Linked DNA regions of Homo sapiens: region 1 is linked to region 2. Evidence: chromatin loops called from intact Hi-C (ENCODE). Cell type or tissue: chondrocyte. All regions are shown on one strand. Each heading gives the region's core, and the rest is flanking DNA. Links, peaks and the distances in the headings are about the cores only.

Evidence for each region. Hi-C counts contacts between places; a loop is a spot of excess contacts. Peaks named below come from ENCODE experiments on the same cell type or tissue, not always from the same donor. Only the 100,000 strongest peaks of a DNase experiment are listed, where the experiment ranks them.
Region 1: it touches region 2 in a loop (6-fold over the local background); 17 of 110 quality-filtered maps call a loop at or near these places.

The regions. Positions count from the first base shown.
Region 1 is chr11:125,432,531-125,441,515 of GRCh38, forward strand. PKNOX2 (PBX/knotted 1 homeobox 2) reads left to right here. Exons shown (of 13, transcript NM_001382323.2): 13 at 1-859. Among named protein-coding and RNA genes, the nearest start is that of FEZ1, 59 kb to the right of the region's middle. RefSeq lists a silencer at 943-1,237. In chondrocyte, for the core only: CTCF peaks have their summits at 1,124 (motif pointing left) and 1,336; no DNase peak of the experiment used is centred there.
Region 2 is chr11:125,870,412-125,880,186 of GRCh38, forward strand. LINC03136 (long intergenic non-protein coding RNA 3136) reads right to left here. Exons shown (of 2, transcript XR_007062935.1): 1 at 3,835-9,775; 2 at 2,945-3,274. Among named protein-coding and RNA genes, the nearest start is that of LINC03136, 7.6 kb to the right of the region's middle. In chondrocyte, for the core only: CTCF peaks have their summits at 4,310 (motif pointing left) and 4,536; no DNase peak of the experiment used is centred there.

The DNA of each region.
Region 1 (8,985 bases), core at 18-2,517, 440 kb before region 2:
CCAGAGAATGGCACCCAAGAGCCTGCGGGGATGCCCATCCCACACACCCCACCCAGCTGTTCTAACCCTGCTATCCACAGCCCTGGAGGAACTGGGGCTCCTGGAAGGAGGAGGAGGCTCTCCACTGTCCACCCTAACACATACCCTCCCACCCACCTTCCAGACCCCCTTGGTTGGCACCCTCTCCTCCGGTTCCCTCTCACCCCATGGCTGTGAATGACAGGACAGGTCACACGTGTGTTTTCCATTGGGTTTAATTTAATGGACGTGCAGTTTCATTTGTAAATTGTGCATTGGCCACCTCCTTCAGTGGCAGGATGTGAGTGGCTACCTGGCTCAACTGGAGGGGACCCCTTGGGCCCTCTGGGGCTTCCCCTCCCCCACCTGGTTGGGGTAGAGCAAAAGGATGGTCACTCTTCCGAGGTCTCCCTGAAATGAATGTATTTCTCCCCCAAAAGAGCTGATATTTAATGTTTTAATAAGGATTTTTGAGAAACAAATAACCTTATTTATAATCTGGGTGATCCAATCATTTTTTACTCCCTTTTGATGCCATACATAGAGGAAAGTCTAGCTTTTTTGGCGTGAGACTTTTGCAATGTGCAGTGGGATAAAATGCATTTCCTTTTCTGGTTCGTTTTTCTTGTTAACACGCGCACACAGACACACACACACACCGTTCCACTCACCACCTGGACAGGCGTCCCCCAGCACGGACACACTGGCACACAGGTGCCCACATCTCTTCCTCTCAGCCCCTCCACCTGCCTAATGTTATGCAACCTCCTTCTGATGTATCCACCAAACCAGTACTGAATGTGGCCGAGACGTTTTCAGTAAATCTTATTACCTACCGTAACCCTGGTGCACAATTCTCTTTCTGTGGTTGCTGTGGCAATCCTTTGCTCTTTTCATGGGACCAGAGGCCAGACAAAATTTGGAGGCCTCAGTATACACCTGACTACCCAGGGAAGGGGACAAGGTAGATGTGCGTCCTGCGTGAGCTCAGCTGCCCTGTCTGGGGAGGAAGAGCCAATTTCAGCACACTCACCTTGTGTGCGGCCGGTTGTAAGGCAGAGCTAGGGAGAGAAGGCAAGGAAGCTCTGCACTGCCCTCTCCTGACAGCTTCCCCGACCGCAGCGGAAGCTATGAATCTGGTCCCTCTTGTCCACCATACTCCACCTCCCTCAAAGGCTTTTGCTTTCCTGTCTCCATTCCCGGCCTTGAATCCCAGGGATCAGCACCATAATCCCCCAGGCAAGAAGAAACTCAGGCAGCTGATCTCCACACAGAAGTGAGAGGCAGGCCTTCTTGTCAGCTCCAGACGAGAGGGTACCTTCTTTAGCCACACTTGCTGAGAGGTCTGGGGCATCTGTTTAGAAGCAGGAAGGGAGTGCCTTGTTCATGTTCAGGAATGCTGGAGAGTTTGCACGTACTGGCAGATCACCCCATGGCCAGGTGGAAGATAGGGAAGCCAGTGGTTGGTTACACAGGCGAAGTGGGCTCTGACCAGCTCTGGTGGAGTTCCCTGCATCACTGCCCTCAGGGAGCCCAACATCTCTCCCCCTCCTCACACCTGGAGAGAGTTCTGCAAACCCTACAGAAACCCCGCCTCTCTAGGTAGAGGAAGAAAATCTTAAGAACTGCACGATGATTGGAACCTCACCTCCAGAGCTGGGAAGACAACAGTCCTTTAAGACAGTGGTTTCTAAGGAACACACTGTTGAAAGATATGCTACCAAAAAAAAAAAAAAAAATCCATGCCCAAATTAGCCTAAGATTAACTGCATATTCTGTTTTGTTAGTAGAGTTTCATCATGCACATTATTATACTAAAGGCTCTAAAAAGTCCTACAGGAAAGAAACCTGTTGAACTTTGTTTCAATTGTTCCGAGATTTGCTCCACCTCCCTTTTTTTCAAGTAATATCTATTCAAGTTATACCAATATTCCACAAAACACACTTTAGGGAACACTATTCTAAAGAAATTGCAGAGTAGCCTGTCCTACACTCTCCCCGCCAAGTTTTTCTATCAAGTTCTGCCAGCCATCTTTTCAACCACGCTGCCAACTGAAAGTGGGTTTCTTTTTTCTTTTCTTTTTTTTTTTGAGATGGAGTTTTGCTCTTGTTGCCCAGGCTGGAGGGCTGGAGTGCAATGGCACGATCTCGGCTCACCGCAACCTCTGCCTCCCGGGTTCAAGCGATTCTCCTGCCTCAGCCTTCCAAGTAGCTGGGATTACAGGCATGAATCAACACACCCTGCTAATTTTGTATTTTTAGTAGAGATGGGGTTTCTCCATGTTGGTCAAGCTGGTCTTGAACTCCGGACCTCAGGTGACCCACCTGCCTTGGCCTCCGAAAGTGCTGGGATTACAGGTGTGAGCCACTGCGCCCGGCCTTTTAAAATTATTATTATTTATTTATTTATTTATTTTTGAGACAGGGTTTCACTCCCATCACTCAGGCCGGAGTACCATGGCACAATTTCGGCTTACTGCAACCTCCGCCTCCCAGGTTCAAGTGATTATCCTGCCTTGGCCTCCTGAGTAGCTGAGACTACAGGCATGCACCACAAGGCCCAGCTAATTTTTTTGTTTTGTTTTGTGTTTGCAGAGATGGGGTTTTGTCATGTTGCCCAGGCTGGTCTCCAACTCCTGAGCTCAAGAGATCTGCCTGCCTCGGCAACCCGAAGTGCTGAGGTTACAGGCGTGAGCTACCACTCCCGGCTGAAAAGGGGTTTCTGAAATCACTTGAGATGTAGGTAGTTGTATTTTTAGGAGCCAACAACCTCTCTCTGTGCATGACCCAAATGCTGCCCAACCCAAGGAAAAGACACGCCATAATCCCTGTGGAAATTCAAGAGATGGATGACAGGGCGAGGGGTAGGGGAAGGTTTCCTTTACCCAAAACCGAACTCTGATATCAGGGCTCTGGCAACTCTCAGACTGACTTCTGCCCCCCACCCCCCGACCCATCAGGAAAGACTTTTCAAGCTCAGAGATCCTGCTCATGGGAGTTGGTGGCCAGAGCTCAACTTCCTTGACCGAGGATCCCCTCTCCTGCCTTGCATGGGGCCCCAGGAGGGCAATGACCACCACACTGCAGCCTGCTCCAATTCATTCCTGATGAGTCATTCATTATCTCAGCATGCATTTATCAAGCCCCGACTCTGTCCCAGGCACTGTTTTACAAGAATACACCTGTGGCTAACAAGGACAGCGTTCTTTACTTCAGGGAGTTTACATTCTACTAGAAACAACTGAGACTGGGCCAGGTACGGTGGCTCACACCTGTAATCCCAACCCTTTGGTTGTCCAAGGTGGAAGGATCACTGAGCCCAGGATTTTAAGACCAGTCTGGGAAACATAGTGAGACCCGCCCCCACCTGCCCGCATCTCTACTATTTTAAAATGAATATGCATGAGAAAAAAGAAAAAGATTGAGACTGAAAGAGTGCTCGTAGCATCCTTGTAATGGCTATAACTATGATCTCATCCTTACCACAGAGAACTCAAACTTCTTCATTCAGAGTTGCAAAGCAGGAAGCTTTCAGCTCCACTGTGAGGTTCAGGTTAAGCTCAATTTTCAGACCTGTTTTGAGCCATATATTGTCTAAAAATTGTGTGCCAACTTTTAAAAGTTAGAAGGTTACACATTAAAAAATCAGATTCCTGGCTTCTCCTGAAAAATCAGGCAATCAGGCGACTTGGGACCTATATAATCCCACTTGGCCATGATTGAGTGTAGTTGAATTAACTGCTGCCCCCTAAGGCACGTTCTCTGTGTCATCAGGACATTCGCAGCCCCTGTGGTCTCCCCAACACGGAGGCTGAGGGTTCATTGCTTATTTACTATTGGCTGTCACTATTTGGGTGGCTGGTGGCTTAGTTAAGCTTCCCCCATGTCCTTTTTTTTAAACCCCCTTTTGCTGTAATAGCTAAGTGGTTGTTTTTAAGAAGGGAAATATTTATCTCTACTCATTAATCCATCAAGAGGATTGCTTGGCCTCTTGGGAGGCCAACTGGGAGGCCTGAGGTCAATTGAGTTTGACCAATTGGGAGGTCAAGGCGGGTGGATCATGAGGTCAGGAGTTCGAGACCAGCCTGGCCAACATGGTGAAACCCCGTCTGTACTAAAAATACAAAAATTACCTGGGCATAGAGGTGCATGCCTGTAATCCCAGCTACTCGGGAGGCTGAGGCAGGAGAATCACTTGAACCTGGGAGACGGAATTTGCAGTGAGCCGAGATCATGCCATTGCACTCCAGCCTGGGTGACAGGGCAAGACTCCATCTCAAAAAAAAAAAAAAAAAAAAAAGAGTAAGAAAACAAGATAGTCCAAGAGGGAGGGCCCTGCCTTTGGTACAAAATATTGGAGAGAATGTATTTGTTTGTGGGCATAAAAGTACTCCTACCTTTCATTGCAAAGTATACCTGTGTCTCGTATCCAGATATCTTCACTCATACATTTTCTGCCTACCTTGCCTCCCCAGGCAACAATGAGGCTAGAGGCATAAAAATCACCAGGGTTGCTTGTTATAGATACAATGTAGGTTCCACAACCGGTGTTTGCCCCAGATAGCTAGGCAAGATGCCCAAAGACTTGGAGGAGCATTGCTCTCAGAAAATAGTTTTCAATTGTTGGCCGGGCATGGTGGCTCATGCCCAGCACTTTGGGAGGCTGAGGCAGGCAGATCACTTGAGGTCAGGAGTTTGAGACCAGCCTGGCCAACATGGTGAAACCCTGTCTCTACTAAAAATATAAAAATTACTCAAATGTGGTGGCATGCACCTGTAGTCCCAGCTACTTGGGAGGTTGGGGCATGAGAATCGCTTGAACTTGGGAGGTGGAGGTTGCAGTGAGCCGAGATAGCGCCACTGCACTCCAGCCTGGGCAACAGAGTGAGACTCTGTCTCAAAAATAAAAATTTAAAAAAAAAAGAAAATAATTTTCAATCATCTTTTGAAGCTCCTTGCTTTATAGCTGCTCCTTTAACTTCCTTTAGCCAGATACACTACCACCCTCAAGCCAGTGATTCATTCAGTACAAATTCCCGGGTGCCCACTATGTGCCTGGTAACCTATGAGGGACAAAGGATGATGAATTTTGCAGAGCATCACAGACCAAGGGACCGAGCACCGAGGACTGACAGAATGGTGGTCACCTCACACGCTCCATTTCCACTTTGGCATCTTATTTCCATCCCACAGATGAGGCAGGTTTTATTATACCACTTTCCAGCGTATCTTATACTTTTTCTCAGCCTCTCTCTGGGCCAATCTCATTTAGCCCCTTTGCAAATTAAATGCATCTCATTAAATCGAACCCATTTAGGACAATGCCCTTCAGGTGTGTGCATCTTAGTACATCTTTCATTTTAAGACAAGTGTTTGATTTATTTTTCATCTCATTACGCTCTTTAAAATTATGTGCATCTCATTACACTCAATGCACTGAGACAACTTATTTCTGGTATAGACATTACACCCAGTATTATCAGGCAAGAATATGATTTCTTTTCATTTCATTACAAGCCTTACAATTTATGTACATCTCATTACAATCAGCCATTTAAGACAATTCCCTTCAGTTATGTGTATCTCATTATACCTTTTCATTTTTGCATTTTTCTCATCTTATTATTCAGAGATTCTACTACAGGTGTGTATACCTCACATCCACCTGTTATTCCTGTGAATTTCTAGGTTCTAGAAATTCTAGCTGTTTCCACTGATGTATTGCAAAATTTTTATTCTACCAAATTCATTTAAGGCCAGCTCTGCCCATCTGTGGACCTCCCCTGACCCCTTTGCACAGGAAAGAACACTGGGCTCCCCTGGATGTAGTTGAGATTCTGCCCGTAACTTTCCCTTACACACAGGGACCATCTGAAGCAACTTCCCTCATGTGCATATTGAGGGGATTAGAGGAGACGGCACTAGGAGCCCCTTCGGTTGATAGTCCATGAAACTCTAGTCTTGTGGATGACAGCTTAGCAGCTTCTCGGCTTCTCCTGGGAATGCAGCTGCTCTCCTTGGAAGCCACCCACCCTGCTGGAGAAGCTGACATTGACATCATTGCCCAGCTTCCAACAGCCAGACAGCTTCACACGTCTGGCTTCCTTTTCAACTGGAGAACACTGTGAATCGTGTGGGGACACATTTTGGAAGGAGGTGAAATATTAAATAACTGCTCTGTTATGATGGAATCTTCCCCACCTCCCAATCCAATGGTGTCTTCATCTCTCCTCCAACCCCTAACCCAGGGCTTCTCAGCTGGAATGCACTTTAGAATTGCTGAGCAAGCTTCAGTTACAGGCACCCAAGTTCTATTCTCCATCTACTGAATCAGAAACTCACAGGGTGCAGCACAGGTAGGTGCATTTTTAATAGCACCCCAGAGATTCTCAACCTGATTCCACAAAAGGACCTGCAGTGAGTCGCTCTGAGCGGAAAACACCTGATGCTCTCAGTATTGCTCGTCTCAGCTGAATTTGTGTCTTAACAAGAATCCAAGCCTAGAGTTTAAAAAAAAAATCATTTCTCAGCCCTGAAAAGGGTACTGTGGGTCAGTAATCCCAACTCACCCGTGCCATATAGGAACCCTGCCCACGGAACACTAAATTGTCATCTCCTGGCCAGGCACAGTGGGTCACACCTGTAATCCCAACACTTTGGGAAGCCGAGGCAGGAGGACTGCTTGAGCCCAGGAGTTTGAGACCAGCCTAGACAACATAGTGAGACCCCCCCCACACCATATGTACAAAAATAAAAATAAAAATATATATAGCCAGGCATGGTTGCCCGTGCCTGTAGTCCCAGCTACCCAGGAGGCTGAGGTGAGAGGACTGCTTGAGCCCGGGAGGCTGAAGCTGCAGTGAGCCATGATCATGCCACTGTACTCCAGCCTGGATGACAGAGCAAAACCTCGTCTCAAAAAAAAAAAAAAAAAAAAATGTCATTTCTCTTTACCTTACACTGCGCACTACCTCCCAGGGCAAAGAAACCCAAGTTGTTACACAGAGCCAACTGATCCCTCCAACTTCCACCCAGTGATCTGAGCTCTGCCTTCTGCAGACAGAGGGAATATGTAGGAACCCTCCAGACTGCATACTTGTGGTCTTCAGGGCTTATGTAATTTGTAGCAGCAGCAGTTCAGGAGATCTACAGGACCTTTCTCCAACCTCTTCAACTAATCCTCATGTTCCCACCTGTCTTGCCTATCCATAAAGCACAGGAGGCTTCCCTGAGCATGTCTGCAGTGGTCTGTGTGTTTTTCTTCTGTGAACCCACCCATCTCTTTGCCAGTGGAAATAGAGTCTGTTCTCTAAGCTCAAAAATAAATGTGACTTTTCACTATCCCTCCTCCACCCCTTCCCTTGAATGAACCTGCTGAGAAGCCAGAATACACTCCCACTCTTGCCACTTCACTTTGTCTTCTTGTCCAGATGTACTTGGAGGCCGCTAGTTCCAGAATCCGCAAGCACCAGGGCTCCCTGGGCTACCACTAAGCAGGATTTAATGAGCATAAAGGGTAGGTGTAAAGCTGGTTTTAGGCCAGGCATGGCGGCTCATGCCTGTAATCCCAGCACTTTGGGAGGCCGAGGCTGGTGGATCACTTGAGGTCAGGAGTTCGAAACCAGCCTGGCCAACATGATGAAACCCCATCTCTACTAAAAATATTTTAAAAATTAGCAGGGCGTGGTAGCAAGCAGCTGTAATCCCACTTACTCAAGAGGCTGAGGCAGGAGAATCACTTGAACCTGGAGGCAGAGGTTGCAGTGAGCTGAGATCACACCATTGCACTCCAGCCTGGGCGACTAGTGAAACTCCAAAACCCCATCTCAGAAAAAGAAAAAAAAAAGCTCGTTTTAGGGCAACAGGCTAGGTTGTACTTGTCTTGTTTTGATTTTGTTTTCGGGTTTTTTGTGCCTGTTGAATTGAAAAAATGGTCACGTCCCCAAGGCTAAAGACGCAACAGAACCAGCACTTTCTCTTTTCAAAGTTTACTAGGAAAAAATAAAAGTCACACTTCATTGAGCACGTAGCATATATGCTAGACACTAAAGATTATTTAAAACAACTGTGGGAGAATTGCTAGTATTATTAATATTAGTATTCCCATTTTTTAAATGAGGAAACCAAGGCTCAGAGAAATTAAGTAATTTTCTAAAAAATTATTTAGCTTAATATGTATCTAGAGCTGGATTTGAACTCAAGGCACAAAGCCCATGCTCCTTTTAGGAGATAAGCTGCCTCCCCAATCATTGGCTGACCCAGGCTGGCCTTTGGAGTCAAGGAGAGAGGCCCCCTCTGTCCTCAAATCCCAAGAGGTGCTTGTATCCCTGCACCTGCCTATGCCTTTCTCCTCCAAGGTCCTGGATGAAACAGCATCTAAGGATGTGGGCTTCAAGCCCCAGCCTGCTTCTCCCATAGCAGAGCACCTACTCTGTCACCCACCAGCTCCTGACTTGACCATCTGCATTTCGGGGAGAAGGAGCGGGACTCACGTCATCTGAACTTAAGAAAATCCTCTTCATGCTATTCAAGTAGCTCTGCTATGGGAGGGGGTTAGAAAGCAACTCATGAAGGAGACGCTGCTGCTGGGATAAAGGAGGGGGCAGTAGCACCGCCGTCGGCACTGTTGGTGATGGTTGTGCAGATGTGTTTTGGAAATTGGTGTGTGTCAGGAAATGTTGAGTCCCAGTGACCTGTCGGTGATGACAGCTGATATCCAAACCTTCTCTCCTGATCTGTGCAGCTGATTCCTTTCCTTTCTTGCTTGGAAGGCAAGGCTAGGTTCTTAGGTTCTTAGCCTTGACTGCTGAGAGTAAGGGCAAAACAGGTTGGAAGATGGAAGAAAGACAAAGGGAAGGAAGTTAATCCCTGAGAGACAGGCATAGAATGGGTCCCCAGGCAAGAGTCGGGGGAGTCAACGGAGAGCATAGGACAAGCCGGAAACCTTGGGATGTTGTCAGATCAGGC
Region 2 (9,775 bases), core at 2,873-5,372:
CATTTATAAAGCCAATGGCTCCCCCTCCTTTTGGTACCTCTTTTAAGGGAAAGAGAGTCAAGGCTGACTCCTTAGGTGTGGAGGGAAATGGGAAATTCTGATTATCTTTTTTACAATGTTCTACTTCACACTGGAGTCCTTTTAGAGAGGGGTATTTAGGTTGGGAGAGAATAGGCTCTTGGGACGGTAATTCCCAAGAGTCAGGGTTATAAGAAGGAGGGATAACGTGAACAGAAGAAGGATTTGGAATGGAATCTGAGGCGGCAGCAGCTGTCTGAGGGGAAAGATTGGGGACACTGAGCAGGCATAGATGGTCTAGGGGGTCCCATGAGCTGGAGTCTTTAGGCATGGGAACTGGCTCCTCTGACTTTTCATTTTGAGGTGCAAGATTGGGCTCTTCCCTAGTTGTTTTTAAGGAAAAAAGGACAGGTCCCTGCCTCCAACAAAGACCTGTTCTTCTTGAGAAACTGGACTTTTATCATTAACATATTGAATTAGAAGCTAGCACATTACATTCTCATTCCACCCAAACTTTGGCCAGAAGATTGAGGGTTTGAGGATAGGGCCCTGAGTCCAAATAAAACAATAATATTTTATGGCCGGGCACGGTGGCTCACGCCTGTAATCCCAGCACTTTGGGAGGCCGAGGCGGGCGGATCACGAGGTCAGGAGATCGAGACCATCCCGGCTAAAACGGTGAAACCCCGTCTCTACTAAAAATACAAAAAAATTAGCCGGGCGTAGTGGCGGGCGCCTGTAGTCCCAGCTACTTGGGAGGCTGAGGCAGGAGAATGGCGTGAACCCGGGAGGCGGAGCTTGCAGTGAGCCGAGATCCCGCCACTGCACTCCAGCCTGGGCGACAGAGCGAGACTCCGTCTCAAAAAAAAAAAAAAAAAATAATAATAATAATAATATTTTATCATTTGTTGTTTCTTCTTGTGTTTAGTCCCTTCATTATCCTTCCAGTATTTTAACATGAGATCTAGGGGGCTATCAAGGGGAATATCCTTATTACCATCTTTATCCTTCTTGCTCCTTGTCTTGCTTGGGGTATTTCCCACATTGGGTCCTGGTTAGGCTCAATCTCTCGTATTAGAGATGTCTCACCTAGCCTTCTCTGGAGGCTTGCTGGGGCTATTAGACTCAATCGCTCATATTAGAGATGTCTCGCCTTTCCTTTAGCCCCACCTGCTGGAGGCTCCTTGCATTCACGCACACTTTCAACCCCCAGAATATCCCCACCACCAAGGAAGTATTTTGTTGTCCCTGCGACATTTCTTACCTTGGTCTGTGCACAGAGTTACCTGGTCGCAGTTGTATCTGAGGATCCTTTCCCCCAAGTCGCCAGCTGGTTTCTTTCTGCATTGCTGAGAGTCTGGGTTTATTCATCACACTAGGTGGGTCTTGATTCCTTACCCCTGAGGCCACTGTAACAAGGCAGCGGGCATGCCTCCTCACGGGAGAGATCTAGACCCTCCCCAGAAGAGAATGGGAATCCTGGATGAGCCCTCAAATTTGTATTTGTATTTCAGTGCTGCAAAAGAAACAGCACTCGAGCATAAATTTTCTCAGCAAGGCAATTTACTTCTGTAGAAGGGTGCATCTCACAGATGGAGCAATGGCAAGAGCACACCTGAACAAAGAAGGAGAAGGGGGTCTTATCCCTGATGCAGGTAGCCCCTACTGCTGTGTCATTCCCCTGTTGGCAAGGGTTGAACCACACAGTCTAAGCTAATTCTGCCTGGCTATTTTAAAGAGAGCAGGGTTATGAACCAGAGTGGTGGGGTGAGCAGTTTTGGTGGGAAGGATGGTTACAGAACAGGTGACTAAAGGTGACTCAGGTCAAAGCAGGTGACCAGAGGTGACTCAGGACAGAGCAGGTGACCAGGAGTGACTCAGGGCAGAGCAGGTGAGCAGGGGAACAGATGTGAACTACTGATTAGAACTGGTGTAAAAGGTTGTTTACTGAAACTAGAGGCAAGGAGATGAGGAGAATGAGGAAGTTAAACTTTAAAATGGAGAACAAAGAACTGAACATACTGACATACTGATCCTTTGAAGAGAAATTTAGAATTCACTGTATTTAACATCAGCAAACCAAATTCAACAACACATTGAAAAGATAATACACCACAATCAAGTGACTTTTATACCAGAAATGCATGAATGCTTCAACATTTGCAAATCAACAAATAAGATACATCACATAAACAGAATTAAGAACAAAAATCATATGATCATCTAATAGATGCTAAAAAAGCATTTGATAAAATTAAGCATCCCTTTATCATAAAAACCCTCACCAAACTAGGCATCAAAGGAACATAAATCAAAATAATAAGAGTCACATATAATAAACTCATAGCCAACATCATACCAAATGGGAAAAAGTTGAAAGCATTCCCTCCAAGAACTGGAACAAGACAAAGTTGCCTACTTTCACCACTCTTATTCAACATGGTACTGGAAGTCCTCACCAAAGCAATCAGACAAGAGAAAAATATAAAAGACATCCAAATTAAAAAAGAGGAAGTCAAATTATCCCTGTTCACTGACGATATAATCTTATATTTGGAAAACCCTAAAGACTCCACCAAAAATCGCTTAGATTTGATAAATGAATTCAGTTAAAGTTTAAAGATACAAAATTAATGTACAGATATCAGTGCCATTTCTATACACCAGTAATGTTCTAGTCAAAGATATCAGTCAAAATAATATTAATAATTTTTTAAAGTAAAACCTTCTGCTCTAAAAAACATACTGTTAAGTATAAGAAAGGACAAACTATAGACTGAGAGAAAATATTTCCCAAAAAGGACTGAATATATTTCCTGACTATGTAATAAATTATATATTTATATATTTATATTTAATTTATAAAACTATTTTTATATAATGAATTATATATTTCTTGAATGTATAATGAATTCTCATAACCTAATAACAATAAGACAAACACCACAAAAAAATTTATTTAAAGGGAATAATATAGGCGTTAAGAAATTATTTAGGCAGATAGTGAGGGTACAGGAGTCCTTGGTAAGGTTTTTCTTTTAATAGAAAGCAGCCCCCAAATCATTTCTTTTCTAACAGAAAGTAGCCTGAAAAATCAAGCTGCAAGCATAGATAAGCAAGCTGGAAACTTGCACAGGTGAATCCCGGCAGCTGTGCCAAAAGCCAGGTATATACAACAAATAGGTTTTCTTCTCCCTTCTCCTTGTCGCCATGTGTGTGGGTGTCATGGCACCGGCCAGGTGGAAACCACATCTGCCTAATAAAAGAAAGATTAGGGTGGGATGGCCAGCCTCTTTGTGGACTATGTAAATGGCACACTTGGTCCAACTAAATCCCTAGGCCCTATGTAAATCAGATACTGCCTCCTCAAGCCCTCTATAAAACCAGCCGCTTCCCACCGCAACCCGGGAGATCCCTTCGGAACCCCCTCCCTCTGCACAGGGGAGCTTTCCTCTTGTTTCTTTCACCTATTAAACTTTCTGCTCTTAAACCCATTCCCTGTGTGCCCACATCTTTGTTCTCCTTAGCGCGAGACAACGAACCTCAGTTATTTCCCCAGACAGACAACACCACTTCATTGTGGGGACTCGCCCAGGATCAGAATCAGAACAGAAGGTATATTCATCAGAGGGGTGAGTACAGGCGCAGAACTTAACTTTCAACTCTGTCCTTTCATTTGGAGGCTCTCGGCCTCCATCTTAAGTTCAAACAATGGGCATCCTATAGCCACCTAAATGCTAATAGGGCGGCCGCCATGCGGGAAGTCTCAGATGTTAGGCTTGCTTGGGAGAACATGGAGAACTTCTCAATACTCACGGATCATTGGGAATGTTGGCCATGCTTCTCGAACCAGTTTTCTCTCACGGAGGACCTAGCCGTCGCGTGGGGCTAGAAAAGGTCCTGAAGCAACTGAAGATTTCTCGCCAGGACTACACCCTGGTGTTATCTGAAGGCTTCTGGACTGACCCCACCTCCAACTGCCCGGCTGGGTGTCCGCAACAGGATCTACAGCTGTCCTATCGCAAAATTTCCTCATTTCCTATCCGCAAAGGCCATGTCTCCTATCCTCTCTGTGTATGCAGTGTTTGAGAATTTTTACAGTTCAGGAAAATAGTCCTGTTAGGAAAGATTAGCGAATGCCATAGTAACTGAGAATATAGCACAAGGGAATGCTGTTTTCTGTCATTTTCTAGGAGCAAAGAGCCCTTCTCAATAAGCATTTCTCCCTCTACCCTTCCTCTGGGAAGCGCACGGTATTTCTAGGTCAACGTCGCCACCTAGTGGAATAGGAATCCTCTCCATGAGGCACAGCGTTGGTCCATTGCTGTAACACTCTAGCCTCCCAATTCTCCTCCCTTTTTGCACCCCTATACTAGAGACCAGGCTTTATGCCCCTTCTGTGAATGCGAAAACACTGCCTTCAACAATTAGGAGTAAAATGTCCTCCAAAGCCAAATTTTAGTTCTGATACTGTCCCATCAGCAGGAAAACAGCCATTAGGTCCCTACGTTCTTTTAAGGCACACATTCTGCCCCCAGTTAAAACAGTACTTAATTAGTAAGGAGATTTTAAATCCAGAAGTTCACCAGAACCATTCTCTAAGGGTAAACCATTCTCTAAACACCTGAGATTGGGTAATTTAGAAAGAAAAGAGGTTTATTTAGCTCATGGTTCTGCAGGCTTGGAAGTTCAAGGACATGGCCACCCTGGCTTCTGGTGAGGGTGTCATAACATGGCAGACAAGGTCAAAAGAGAAGAGAACAGGTACAAAGAGAGAAAACCTGAAGAGCATCTGGGCTTTATAACAACCCACTCTTATGGGAACTAATCCATTCCTGTGTTGCCAGAGTGAGAATGCAAAGCCATTTCATGAGGGATCCACCCCCAAAACCCAAACACTTCCCACTAGGTCCCACAGCCCAACATCACCACATAGGGGATCAAATTTCAACATGAGTTTTGGTGGAGACAAACAAACCATATCCAAACCATATCCACCTTATACAAAAATTAACTCAGGATGGATCACAGACTTAAATATACAAAATGTAAAACTATATAAAACTTTTAGAAAAAAAGGAGAAAATTTGGGGGATTTGGAACTAAGTAAAGAGTTCTTAGACTTGCCACTAAATGTATGATCCATAAAAGGAAAAATTAATTAATTGGACTTAATAAATTTTAAAAGCTTTGCTTGGTGAAAGGCTCTATTAAGGGCATAAAAATACAACCTATAGACCAGGAGAACATATTTTCATACCACCTATTTGGCAAAAGACTAGTATCTAGAATATATAAAGAACTCTGAAAATTCAACATTAAAAAAATAAATAATACAACTGGAAAATTAGCAAAAGACATGAAAACAGTTCACTAAAGAGAATATTCAAATAAAAAATGCATGAAAAGATTTTCAACATTATTAGCTACATTGAATTTAATGTAGATTAAAACCACAATGGAATGTTACTACATACCTAGAGGGTGGCTGAAATTAAAAACTGACAACACCAAATGCTGGTGAGGATGCACAAAAACTGCATCATTCATACACCACTGATGGGAATGTAAAATGTACATGAAAATAAATTAGTTTGGCAGTTTCTTTTAAAACTAAACATGCAACTACCATGTAGCCAGGCAACTGTACTCTTGAGCATTTATCCCAGAGAAATGAAAACATACTCACACAAAAATCTGTATGTGAATGTTTATAGTAACACTGTTCAAAATTGCAAAAAAAAAAAAAAAATGGAAATAATCCAGATGTCCCCCAGCGGGTAAATGTTTAAACAAACTGTGATACATCCAAGCCATGGAATACTGCTCAACAATGGAAAAGAACAACAACCTGGATGAATCTCCAGATAATTTTTTGAGTGAAAAAAAAAAAATCCCAAAAAGTTCTATACTGTATGATTCCATTTAAATAGGAAGTTAGGGTGGAAAGACATTGGGTGTGGATATAAAATGGCAACATGAGGGAACTTTGTTCTTTATCTTGACCTTATCAGTGTTAATATCCTTGTGTGATATTGCACTGTAGTTTTGCAAGATGTTACCAGTGGAGGTAATTGGATAAAGTGACAGAGGATCTCTTATTTCTAAAAATTTAAGAAGTAAATCAGATACAAAGAAATATGATGTAAAGAAAACCTCATTCACGAGTTCATGTCCTTTGCAGGGACATGGATGAAGCTGGAAACCATCAGCCTCAGCAAACTAACCCAAGAACAGAAAACCAAACGCTGCATGTTCTCACTCATAAGTGAGAGTTGAACAGTGAGAACACATGGACACAGGAAGGGGAACATCACACATGGGGGCCTGTCAGGGGGTGGGGGGCAAGGGGAGGGAGAACATTAGGACAAATACCTAATGCATGAGGGGCTTAAAACCTAGATGACGGGTTGATAGGTGCAGCAAACCACCATGGCACACGAATACCTATGTAACAAACCTGCACATTCTGCATATGTATCCCAGAGCTTAAAGTAAAATTCAAAAAAAAAGAAAAGAAAAGAAATACAAGAAAACCTCACTCACAATCTGGCATGTCTAGTCTTCCTTTTATTTAAAATAGTTGATTCTCAATCCTGGATGTTGTAACTCCCACAGTAGACTTTTGGTGATGTCTAGAGACATTTTTGATGGTCACAATCGAAAGAGTGCTGCTGCATCTAGTGGGTAGAGGCCAGGAATGCTGCCAAACATCCTAAAATGCACAGAACAGCCCCCATAACAAAGAAGTATCAAGACAAGGCTGGGCGGGTGGCTCACGCCTGTAATCCCAGCACTTTGGGAGGCCGAGGCAAGTGGATCATGAGGTCAGGAGATCAAGACCATCCTGGCTAACACAGTGAAACCCCGTCTCTACTAGAAATACAAAAAATTAGCCGGGCGTGGTGGCGGGTGCCTGTAGTCCCAGCTACTCGGGAGGCTGAGGCAGGAGAATGGCGTGAACCCGGGAGGCGGAGCTTTCAGTGAGCCAAGATTGCACCACTGCACTCCAGCCTGGGCGACAGAGTGAGACTCCATCTCAAAAATAAAATAAAATAAATTAAATTAAATTAAATTAAAAATAAAAAAAGAAGTATCAAGACAAAAACGTCAATAGTGCTGAGGTTGAGAAACCCTGATTTACAACATTAATATCTTTCACTCTGCATCAACATTTACAACATCTGTCCCTCCCAAATGAGGAATCTCATTTATTATTAGTAATTTCAGGACAGGAACTAAGTGAAATAAATTACTAAGTGAAAGGTAGTAACTAAATGTTCTTCTTCTGAGGGATCCCAAGGCTAAAATTACCAAAAATGAAAATAAAGCAAAATTAATTCAACCAAACTTGATTTTCATTGTACATGTGGCAATACTAGATGTTATGAATAACAACAAATGTAAGACATATGGTGCCCCAAAAAGCTTAATATTCTTGAGAGAATAAGACACATATACTTGGAAAAGTAATAACAGTAAGGCAAATTGTGAGTAAAAATGCTTAATATGTAAGTAAGAATAATTGAGAAAAATGAGTTGGCCTTTAAAAAATAGATTTAAGAAGAAAAGAATTTTAGAATGGAAGCAATTAACAATATCTCATTTAACTATTGATTTTGTAGGTGAAGTAGCTGAAACACAGACTGACTAACTTATCCAAATTATGAGAGCAAATTACTGAGACCAGAACTTTAGTCTCCTGATTCCTGATCCTTTGTTGCTGTTTCCTGTATAACACACTGCCTTTGTGATTGCTGGAAAGACATAAACAGAGAAGGCCGTGTATGACTATCAGTGGAAATGTACATCATCTCTTCATCATCATCATCATCATGTAGCAATGCTAGATGTTGTGAATACTAGATGCTGATTCTCAATCCTGGATATGTTGACCTCACGGTGGACATTTGGTGATGTCTGGGGACATTTTTGATTGTCCATCATCATCAGAGCTGACATTTGAGTGTTTAGTAAACATACTGGTGAAGGGTTCACATTATGAAATATCAGAAAGTAAGATTGGAAAGGAATGAGCATCTCAAGAAGAAAAGATAAGACTAAACAGAATAGTAACAGTCTCGATCTAAATGTTGTAGATGTTAAATGACAAATAAAAGCAAGTGCTACAAAAATTTCAAAGATGGTCAGATTCCGATGGCTTAAGGGTAGTTAGGCAGGGCTTGGTAGAAGAGGTGAGTTGGAGCTGAGAATTCAAGAGCTCCACAGGATTTGGAAAGAGAGGAGAGGTCAATCTAGATAAAGAAGGCAGTATAGGGCACAGAGTTAAATAAACCAAGTGGCTTTCAGGACAGCGAAGAAACAAAACTAGCTAGAGTAGAGGACTTGAGTAGAGGGGAAATAAGACTGAAAAGGCACGATGGCTCCAGATTGTGCAGGAACCCAGGCAAACTGAATTTACTCTGGCAAAGAGAAGTCACTGCAAGTGCTTAAGCAGAATAACTTGATTAAAGTTTTAGGAAGATTCATCTGGCAATGACGTAGGATGGATTGAGCCAAGAGAGATATAAGGGAAGGCAGGGAGCTATTCATCTAATAAGAGTAAGAATAAAGAATAACAATACTATACAATATCTATAATGTATTTAGTTATTATTACTTGGTAGACACTGTGCTAACATGCACTTTTTAATTTAATTCTCATCACAACCCTACAAAGGAAATTGAATTAGTGAACATTTTTTCCCCTCCACTCTCACATACCACTCAACACAACACTTCCCACACCACATGTGTGGGAGTTATTTCCCCACACACCAAGCAATCAGCTCTGCAGTGGACATCAGCTGGGTGTCTTCTAGTTCAATTATGATTCTATATACTTGGAAATAGGGTCAAATCCCACAGGTTGAGGGCTCAGGCCCGCAAGAATTCCCCCCGCTTCAGATGCCAGTCACAAGTAGTAGACTGTCACCCATACTTCTGACTGACCAGCAATAAATTGGGAGCCCCTACAACCCCCTCCTTAGATTCAGTTAACTTGCTAGAGCAGCTTACAGAACTCAGGCAAACATTTTACTTACATCAACTCACTAATTACGGAGGATATTACAAAGGATACAGATGAACAGCCAGCTGGAAGAGGTACATAGGGCAAGGCATGTGAGGGGGGTATGAAGCTTCCATGCCCTCTCTGAGCATGCCACCCTCAAGGAACCTCTATATGTTCAGCTATTCAGAAGCTCCCCACAAGCTATCCTTTTAACTTTTTATGGAAACTTTATTACATAGGCATGATTGATTACACTGGTCATTGGTGATCAACTCAGTCTGCAGCCTCTCTCCCCTCCCTGGTGGCTGGGAGATGGGGCTGAAAGTCCCAACACTCATCATGCCTCGGTCTTTCTGGTGACCAGCCCCCATCCTGCAACCAGTCATCTCACTAGCATTCAAAAGCCACTCTTATCATTTAAGAGATTTCAAAGGTGAGATTTCTAGCCTGGGTGAGATGTTGTCCAGGCTAGAGTGCAGTGGTGTGATCATAGCTCACTACAGCCTCTACCTCCCATGCTCAAGTGTATTATCCCCATTTTATAAGTGAGAAAATTGAGTCAAAGAGATGCTAAGTAACTTGTCCTTATCACAAACTAGGGAGTAGAGAAGGCAGAATTTGTACCTAGATAATATGACACCATAATATGAGCTTATATTCTGAACTATGCCATGTAAACAAAGTATGGGAGGCCACTGTTTGGACTAGCTTCCTGCACGAGGTTCCAAGAGATCAAACCAACCA